Linked DNA regions of Homo sapiens: region 1 is linked to region 2. Evidence: read pairs that join two places in POLR2A ChIA-PET (ENCODE). Cell type or tissue: A673. All regions are shown on one strand. Each heading gives the region's core, and the rest is flanking DNA. Links, peaks and the distances in the headings are about the cores only. Region 1 overlaps LOC101929710 (a long non-coding RNA gene). Region 2 overlaps CAST (calpastatin).

The links. ChIA-PET counts read pairs that join two places held together with the same protein. Peaks named below come from ENCODE experiments on the same cell type or tissue, not always from the same donor. Only the 100,000 strongest peaks of a DNase experiment are listed, where the experiment ranks them.
Region 1: POLR2A ChIA-PET joins it to region 2 with 5 read pairs; 2 of 35 experiments call an interaction of 5 or more read pairs at or near these places.

Annotation. Positions count from the first base shown.
Region 1 is chr5:96,527,032-96,531,434 of GRCh38, forward strand. The region is part of intron 4 of LOC101929710 (a long non-coding RNA gene); the gene reads left to right. It also overlaps a transcript of CAST not described here. Among named protein-coding and RNA genes, the nearest start is that of PCSK1, 96 kb to the left of the region's middle. In A673, for the core only: no CTCF peak of the experiment used is centred there; a DNase peak (open chromatin) is centred at 1,940.
Region 2 is chr5:96,710,247-96,714,649 of GRCh38, forward strand. The region is part of intron 3 of CAST (calpastatin); the gene reads left to right. LOC107986363 (a long non-coding RNA gene) reads left to right here. Exons shown (of 2, transcript XR_001742454.2): 1 at 1-2,227; 2 at 4,395-4,403. Among named protein-coding and RNA genes, the nearest start is that of CAST, 50 kb to the left of the region's middle. In A673, for the core only: no CTCF peak of the experiment used is centred there; no DNase peak of the experiment used is centred there.

The DNA of each region.
Region 1 (4,403 bases), core at 108-4,107, 180 kb before region 2:
AGCAGGGAGAGAAGCAGTCAATTATACATTCATCTGGTGCTCAGTAGATCTGCATTTTACATAGGATAAAGTAAGCATAGAGAACAGGAGTTAAATATACATTTATCTCAGGGTAGGTGGAGGGATGATTTCTAGTCTGTCTTCATTCTGTATCTGTGAAGATAAGCTACACATTTACATTATCAAGGTGAGATTCAACAGAACTGTGTTTTAGGGGGCCAATGAGGAATTTCCTTGTGAGTAACTTGTGAGGGAGGCCACCTGGGGAGATGTGTGGCCTTCTATCACTCCAGCTATCTGTTTAGGAACAAAAAGAAGGCAGCTTTTGCATGACTCAGTTTCCAAGCTTAATGTTTTCTGTTAGCATAGTGAGTTTGGAGTCCCAAGATTTTTTTTCCTTTCACCCTCTGATCTCAAAGGTCCTAAATGTGGGGTGTCCTGTGGAGATTCTGAATTTGTCCCTTCCCTTTGCTCATGGAGAAGTTCAGTAAATCCCTGTCTATTTTGTGAGCAGTTCTGACTCCTCCCTCTACAGCAGGCTCATAGGTGATACAAGCTAATGTCAGTATCGTTAAGAAAACCTAGAATAGTAATACACAATTAATAATGTAATAGTAATAGCAACAATAATAATGCCACTGCCCTTCTGAAACCTCTCAGAAAAGCAAGAACACTTCTTTCCCAGAAGTCTCAAACAATCACCTTAAATCTCATCAAACCAAATTTGAGCACAAGCCCATTCTAGAGCCAATATCCATGGCCATGAGGTGGGACTATGCTGATTAAGCTGGGCTTGAGCCAGGGCCCCCATGACTAGAACCAGAGGCATTTTGAGCCAAGAGTGTGTAGAGCTTCATTTAAACTTACAAAGACCTTCTAGGGGTAGGGATGCAAACCCAAACAAGAGTGGCGTCATTTCCAAGAGAAAAGGGGATGAATGATGGGAAGATAGCCATAAAGTCCATAGCAACTAATACTATTTATTTAGTATTCATTGTATGTTGCCACAGTTTTAAGAAGTTTTTCACTTCATTGTCACAAAGACAATTAAGTTTCTTGGACAGATTCCAAGTTTATGCACATTTTCAGATGAGAATATTAACATTCAGAGAGGCTAAATGACTTGTTAAAGTCATACAGCTAGGAATTGGCAGAGCTAGTATTCAAATCTAGGTGGTCTGACTTCAGAGCTCAAACTCATTCAGCCTCATTCATAATAAAGCATTTTTAAGCTTAGCCAGAGCATGTTGAGGGAGACAGTGTCATCCTGGGCTTAGATCAAGGGACTCAGAGAATCAGATCCAATTAATTAGCACAACTTCCTCCCCACCTGTGGCTCTGTCATAGTCACCTCTCCAGGCAACCATTGGCCCCCCTTCCACTGGGCCCCTCCTACTTGCATTTACACCTCCCCTAGGACCAGAAGAAGGCCTTACAAGGTAAGTATTTCCTGTGAGCAATATCCCCATGTGATGGAGCAGCCTGCAGGAGGATACTGAAAAGGCTTCAGTTGGCTCACAAGATGGTGGGGGACAAGAATAGATGCCCACCCCAAGCAGTTGCTTTCCCTTGGATGTGATAAGACAAGATCTGATTACTACACAGAAATAGCTCTTATTACTACATCAGAAATAGGGTATTATGATAATTTCTGAGAATTGTTTTCATTAAAACCAAAAATTATAGCATGTAAGACATTAGCTAATAGCATTTGTAAGGTTGGCACAAGTGATTATTTCTAGTACCAGGAGATAATAGAAGGCTCTTGTAGTGATGACTAGACCACACAAAATATCACATCCACAGTCATGAATAGTATCTTATTCTGCCTGTCATTTCTCAAGTCGTATTTCTCTGCATAATCCAGTTTTTGTCCCTGTTTCTTCCCCGAAGAAGTGAGTGTTGGGAATTAAGCCAAGAATCTGTAGCAGGACAATTGACATAAACCTGGTGACTACGACTCCTCCTGACAGTGAGATCTTCTCAATCCATCTGATCTATTTGGTGACATTTATTTGGCAGGTTTAAAGGAGTGAAATACAGAGAGCTGTCTGGGTTTTGCAGGAAACTCTTGCCTCTTTATTATTCCTGTGTTCTCAGGTGGTGTCATGATTCATAATTCATTTTAAGCTGAGTATTTGTGGCTCTTATCAAACAAACCTTGTTAATTTCATCAAGTTGGGTCAAGTAAGGATAAAAGGAAGAAACTAAGAGAAAATTTAGTTGGAGCTATAAGCCTATAGACTGTTAGGAGTCATTCAGGAAGTGATAAATGCCAGTTAAAAGGTACTCATATTGTTTTCTGGTCTAAGCTGTGTTCATAAGCATTATAATCATTGGGTTTTTTTTTTTTGGTTTCTTTTTTGTTTGTTTGCCAGTCTTATTGCAGTATAATTGATAGATAAAAATTGTACATTTTAATTGAGCCGTGTTTAGGCTTCCAGTTTAAAAAATTAAATAAGCAATACAATGAGTTGTTACAGTATTTTTGAGACCTGTTTAAGGCAAGTTTCAGATGATTATAAATAAGCTTTTTGAGATTTCAGCATTTATTTATTTTGACCCATTTATATGGTTCGGTTATATCTCCACTCAGATCTCATCTTTATTGTAGTTCCAATAATCCCCACGTGTCATGGGAGGGACTAGATGGAGATAACTGAATCGTGGGGGCAGTTTCCCCCATCCTGTGATATCCTTGTGATAGTGAGTCAGTTCTCACGAGATATAATGGTTTTATGAGGGGCTTCCCCTTTGCTGGGCATTCATTCTGTCTTTCGCCACCCTGTGGAGAGGTGCCTTCTGCCATGATTGTAAGTTTCCTGAGGCCTTCCCAGCCATTCAGAACTGTGAGTCAATTAAACCTCTCTTATTTATAAATTACCCAGTCTTGGGTGTTTTTTCATAGAACCGTGAGAATGGAAGAATACAGCCATTCTATATATATTTGGTGAGTTCTTCCTATGTGTCCAGCACCACGCTAGTGTTGGAAAAGCTGATAAATATGACCAAACAGTTCCTACCTGCAGTGGACCTCACTATCTAATAAGAAAGAGAAAAAGAAATAAACATAATAATTTCAAATTTGTAAAGTTCTATAAGGTTTAATAACAGAGTGTCAAGAGACAGACTAACGTGGGAGGGAGGGAGGGAGGAAGGGAGCAGCCTTAGGTAGGGTAATCACGGAAGGCTTCTCTGGGGAGGAGGCTTGTAAATGGAGAAGGAGGTGGAACCATAGGAAGGATGAGAAGCCATGCAAATAGAGAAGAAAACAGTATTCCAGGAAGAGGAAACAGGATGTGAAAAGACCCTGCAGAGGTAAAGAGTCCTTTACTGAGCTAGAGAAGCCTGAATACAGGCACTATATTGGAGAGGGTGATACTGGAAACCAATAATTGAAATATCTATGAAACATTGAAGTGGAAATGTCAAGTAGGCAATTGGATAAAGAGTCTGGAGTCCACAAATAAGGTCAGGGCAATGCACAGTAGAGACCTGTTAGCATGTCCATAAACACTTTAAAACAATGTAGTGAAAGATTGCCCAGGAAAAGAGTACAGAGAAGAAACTCAGATATTGAGCTATCAGTGCAGAAGTAGGAGCCCACAGAAGAGTCAGCCCAGGAGGAGAAAAACTGGAGGAACGGCTTCTTTGAGAAGCCAAAGGAAGGGAGAGAGGGACCAGTTCAGAATGGTGGAATGATGAGCACATGCATTTCTCCCCTTTCTATACCAAGACTCTAGCAAAAAATAGCAACTTTTTTTAAAAATTTTCTCTTGAGAATGGCTCTTACTCTGTCTCCCAGGCTGGAGTACAGTGGCACAATCCTGGCTCACTATAACATTGACCTCCCTGGGCTTAGGTGATCCTGCCACCTCAGCCTCCCTAGTAGCTGGTACTACAGGCATGCACCACCATGCCTAGATAATTTTTGTATTTTGTATACAGATGGGGCTTTGCCATGTTGCCCAGGCTGGTCTGGAATTACTGAGCTCAAGTGATATGCTAGCCTTAGCTTCCCAAAGTACTGGGATTACAGGCATGAGTCACTGCACCCCACTGCAAATAATTTTTTTAAAGACAAAAACCACAACAACAAAGACATCAGGAGACAAGCCATCACAATGGCTTCATGTCAATGATTTCTAGAGGATGGAAAGCAGATGGAAGAGTGATTGAGTGTGACAGAGGAGGCCACAGCTCACAGAACACATAGGGGTGGCAGGCTTAAGAAGAGACCCATTCTGTCCTGTGCAGCCCTGGAGCAGTCCAGAACATGCCACCGGTGAAAGAATAGAAGCAAGACTTGGGCTGGAAACAGGGAGATTGATTGGAAGGGAATGAACATAACTGTTGGTATACCACCACACTCACCCCCGCATTTTGAATTTCTGACACAAAAG
Region 2 (4,403 bases), core at 279-4,278:
CAAATGTAAGTGTGAAGAGACAGAGATTGTCACCAGGAATAGAGCACTAATGTACAGCAATAGACGGTAGAAAATGGTGGTCCTTTCAATGAGCCACTACAAAGCCATCTTGTTTTAAATTACCTAAAAGTGATTCTCCATGTCTGGGAATTTTAGAATTACGTGAGAGGCTTACAGCTTTTTAGGCCACAGACCTCCTTCCCTCTTCTTCTTGCCCTTTTTCCTTTGTATGTTTCTAAGTGTCTATTGTCCCCCTTCCTCTCCCACTGTTCTAACTACTGCCTATAAATAATTCTCTTCCAGGACCATTTCTACCCGTTATGTCAAGAACCACTGAGCTACAGTGTTAATGCTTGGCCAGTTACATTGCCCAGTGGCTTGACATTACATTCATTGCCAGCAATAATTATGAACATTTTTAGCCTAAAATATTTAAATAGTTATGAATTCCTGCCTATTCTACATATAGTTTCAATGATTAGAATTAGAGATCCTGTTTTCCCCCAGCAATATTATAAAACTAAATATCTTCCACATGATATCTTACTCTAACCTTGAGTTTTTAATCAATTAGTTAATTATATTTACTTGGGATTTTAGCCCTAATGGGTCCACATCACTTAAAAAAAAAAAAGTCTGTCCTCTGCTGAATATTCAGAGTTTAAAAATGGAGGTTTAATCTCTCTTGGCTGTTGAGTTTGAGCCTTCTGTTGGTTTCAATAATCTTTTAATTATTGCAGTATTGTGTGCTGAATTATTCTCACAGTGTTATTGTGGCAGGCCTGGATTCTTAGCCCAGAAAATTAGAATTGTTTTCTTCTCCAGCCCTTCTGACAATCATATTTTTATACCTGTTCACAGGTTTCCAAAGATTAAATGTGATCAACACTGATCTCCATATTTTCAATTAAAATCTTTGTGAAATACCACTTGATTTCCAGTTGAAGTAGTAGTAAACCATATTTTCTCAATGTATGTGTAACTTCTCCATATCCTACTATATATAGGTCAATGAACTGAAAATTTGGGTACCATTCAACTTGGGAAGACAACCAATATAAAACAAAGAAAAAGTTAACTAAGAACATTCTAGCTATTGCTGATAATCTGAAAAAAATTCTGGAATGCTCTGGGGGCAGGATTCAGTCTAGCAGCACGTATATAGTTTAGAGAAACTCTACAGGATGTAGATTTTGAAAATAAATAGAAACAAATAAATTTAACATTTATTAATTTATTGGACAACTACTGTGCTAAGTGATTTACATAAGATTTCATTTATTCCTTGTAAGAGTTGCATATTTTACAACTAGGTAAGGAGGTATTGACAGTTTTATAAATGAGGAGACTGAGGGCCAAGAGAGTTCAAATAACTTACCCTAGGTCACTACAAATAGCAAGATTCTATTTGATTCTAAAATTCTTTTCAGCAGACTAGTCTTACAAAATCCTCTGTTCAGTAGTTTGTATCTAAGTAGTTTAAATAACTGAGAGGGGAATTTGTTTCTAAACTTAAACACTGGAAATCAATATTGTGCTCTTTTGTTATATGCAGTATCTTAGGACTGCTGAAATTCTAATGGGTGAGGTTTCCCACTTGTCTGAAAGAGAGTATTGTACACTGATTGGGATTAGGAGATAATAGTTTAGTTGGCAGTTTCTTTGGACATTTGATATGGGCAGTAGAGAAGGAATAAATTAGCCATTTTGGAATATGGTGAAAATTAATAGTAAAATTAAATAGCACATAACTGAAAACACCCTTATCCTATAGGAAATAGGACACCCTTACCCTATAGGAAACTTTTGCTTAGATTGAAATATAAGCAGCAGTGCTCATATATTTACAGCAGTTTCAAATTCAAATGAATCCTACTTTAAAATGTGTTCTATCTATTCCACTGAATTGTTATCTGATGGGAAGGTGGAATGTAATGCAGTGGAATGTATCATTATCTGAAACAGGCATGGAGCAGTTTAGAAATTTGCTCAAGGTCACACAATTTAGCAGAGCTGAGATTCAAACTCAAGTGGCCTGGCTCCAAAGCCATTCTTCTAACCATGACACAACTTTTTTTCTTTTCTTTTCTTTTTTGAAACAGGCTCTTGGGGTCTTGCTCTGTCACTTGGGCTGGAGTGCAGTGGTGCAATCACGGGCCACTGCAGCCTTTATGTCCAGGCTCAAGTGGTCTTCCCATCTCAGCCTCCTGAGGGCCTGGGACCACAGGTGTGTGCTACCATACTTGGCTAATTTGATTCTTTTGTAGAGATGGGGTCTCACTATGCTGCCCAGGCTGGTCTCTAACTCCTGGGCTCAATCAATCCTCCCACCTGAGCCTCCCAAAGTGCTGGGATTATAGGCATGAGCCACTGTGCCCAGCGACCATCTCTTTAATATTTGCAAAGATTGATACAACACTGCCTCTTTAATATTTGCAAAATTAAACTTGCTGTCAGTATACATTTGTGAATTTGTTCTTCTTAGGTGGTTTCCAGAATAACATTTTATTTCACTCCCCATTTTCATGTTGGTTATTTGACAATCAGCTTGGATAAGAGAACCTTGTTACAGTTCTCATGACGTTGGCTTTTTAATTAAGAATATTCTTCAGTGAAAGGTGGGCTGGCTGCCAGGCCCATCTCTCAGTCCTCATGTTTGGCTCTGTCTTAAGATATCCTCATATGTTCCTCCCTACTTTGTGTTAGAGACATTTTGAGTCTCTCATTTCTGTGGAGATTGAGGCTTGCAGTTGGTTTTGCAGCGTAAGTGCACATAAAAGTTCTCATGTTTTTCTTGCTCTCTGTTCAGTTTACACCTAAGGAATGAATGCACTATGGAAGTAGAAAGGCTTTCTGGATGATTGTTCAGCAGACCTCAGAATTTCTCTTTTTTTTTTTTTTTTTGAGATGGAGGCTTGCTCTGTCACCCAGCTGGAGTGCAGTGGTGCAATCTTGGCTCATTGCAACCTCTGCCTCCTGAGTTCAAGTGATTCTCTTGTCTCAGCCTTCTGAGTAGCTGGGACTACAGGCACGTGCCACCATGCCCAGCTAACTTTCTGTATTTTTAGTAGAGACGGAGTTTCACTGTGTTAGCCAGGATGGTCACGATCTCCTGACCTGGTGATCCACCCACCTCAGCCTCCCGAAGTGCTGGGATTGCAGGTGTGAGCCACCGTGCCTGGCCAGAATTTCTCATTCTTATACCATAATCATATCATCAATAACCATATATGCTTTAGATGAGCTCATAATCTGTCAGGGTTGTTACAGGTATATGCTCTTGCTACCAAGATTCCTCTTCATTTGACTGGAACATGGACCTAAAGCAACCATGCATTTGAATCCAAAGAAAATGCCACAATGTAAAATAATGTTGCAGGTTCTTTCCTTTGAGGAAGATAAGCAAGATTAATGTGAAATGTGTAACTTCTCAAATTAGTGCTCAGGCTGGGCATGGTGGCTCACACCTGTAATCCCAGCACTTCGGGGAGGCTGAGGTGGGTGGATCACCTGAGGTCAGGAGTTTGAGACCAGCCTGACCAATATGGTGAAACCCCATCTCTACTAAAAATACAAAAATTAGCTGGGTGTGGTGGTGCACACCTGTAGTCCCAGCTACTTGGGAGGCTGAGACCGGAGAATTGCTTGAACCCAGGTGGCGGAGGTTACAGTGAGCCAAGGTCATGCTACTGCACTCCAGCTAGGTGACAGAGCAATACTCTGTCCAAAAAAACAAAAAAAACACAGTGGTCAGCACAGAATTACTCTGTCATTCTGAGGCCAAGCAAAGAAACTTTCGAGGCTGTTGGCATTCATAAAATAATAAAAATCACTGCTGTCTATTGATGTACCATGTGCCAGGCACCAAATCATGCACTTTATATACATACCCTCATTTAATCCTCACTGCTAGCTTATGAAGTAGGTATCTTTTTTTATATACATTAAATGAATTTAAAAACCTCACATTTGGAAGGATTAAGCAGCCTGCCTGTAGTTGTGCAACCAGAATTAGGCCTCAGGTCTATGGGACTCCAGAGCTCATGCTCTTAACCTCTGTGTTTCCCAATTGAACATCTGTCCTTAAGCACATTATTTAATGCCCTTCACTAAAGTATAGCATATAATATTAGAACTGCAGAACTACAGGATTCTCAAGGCCAACAGTTTTTACAAATAAAGAAAAGGTGCGCAAGAAAGATTAAGAGCTCCAAGTCACATGGCTAGTCAAGTACAGTCTTCCTCATGGCTCCTGTAGTGCCTGTTAACAGAAATTGTTTGATTCACAGGCTTATGTAAATCCTCACCTGTGAAACCTTCTCTAGGGGAGGGACAAGAAGCAGAAAGTAGGCTGCATTTTCTGGACCTGACTTCCCTGTTTTGCTTTATCTTAGGCAGCCAGA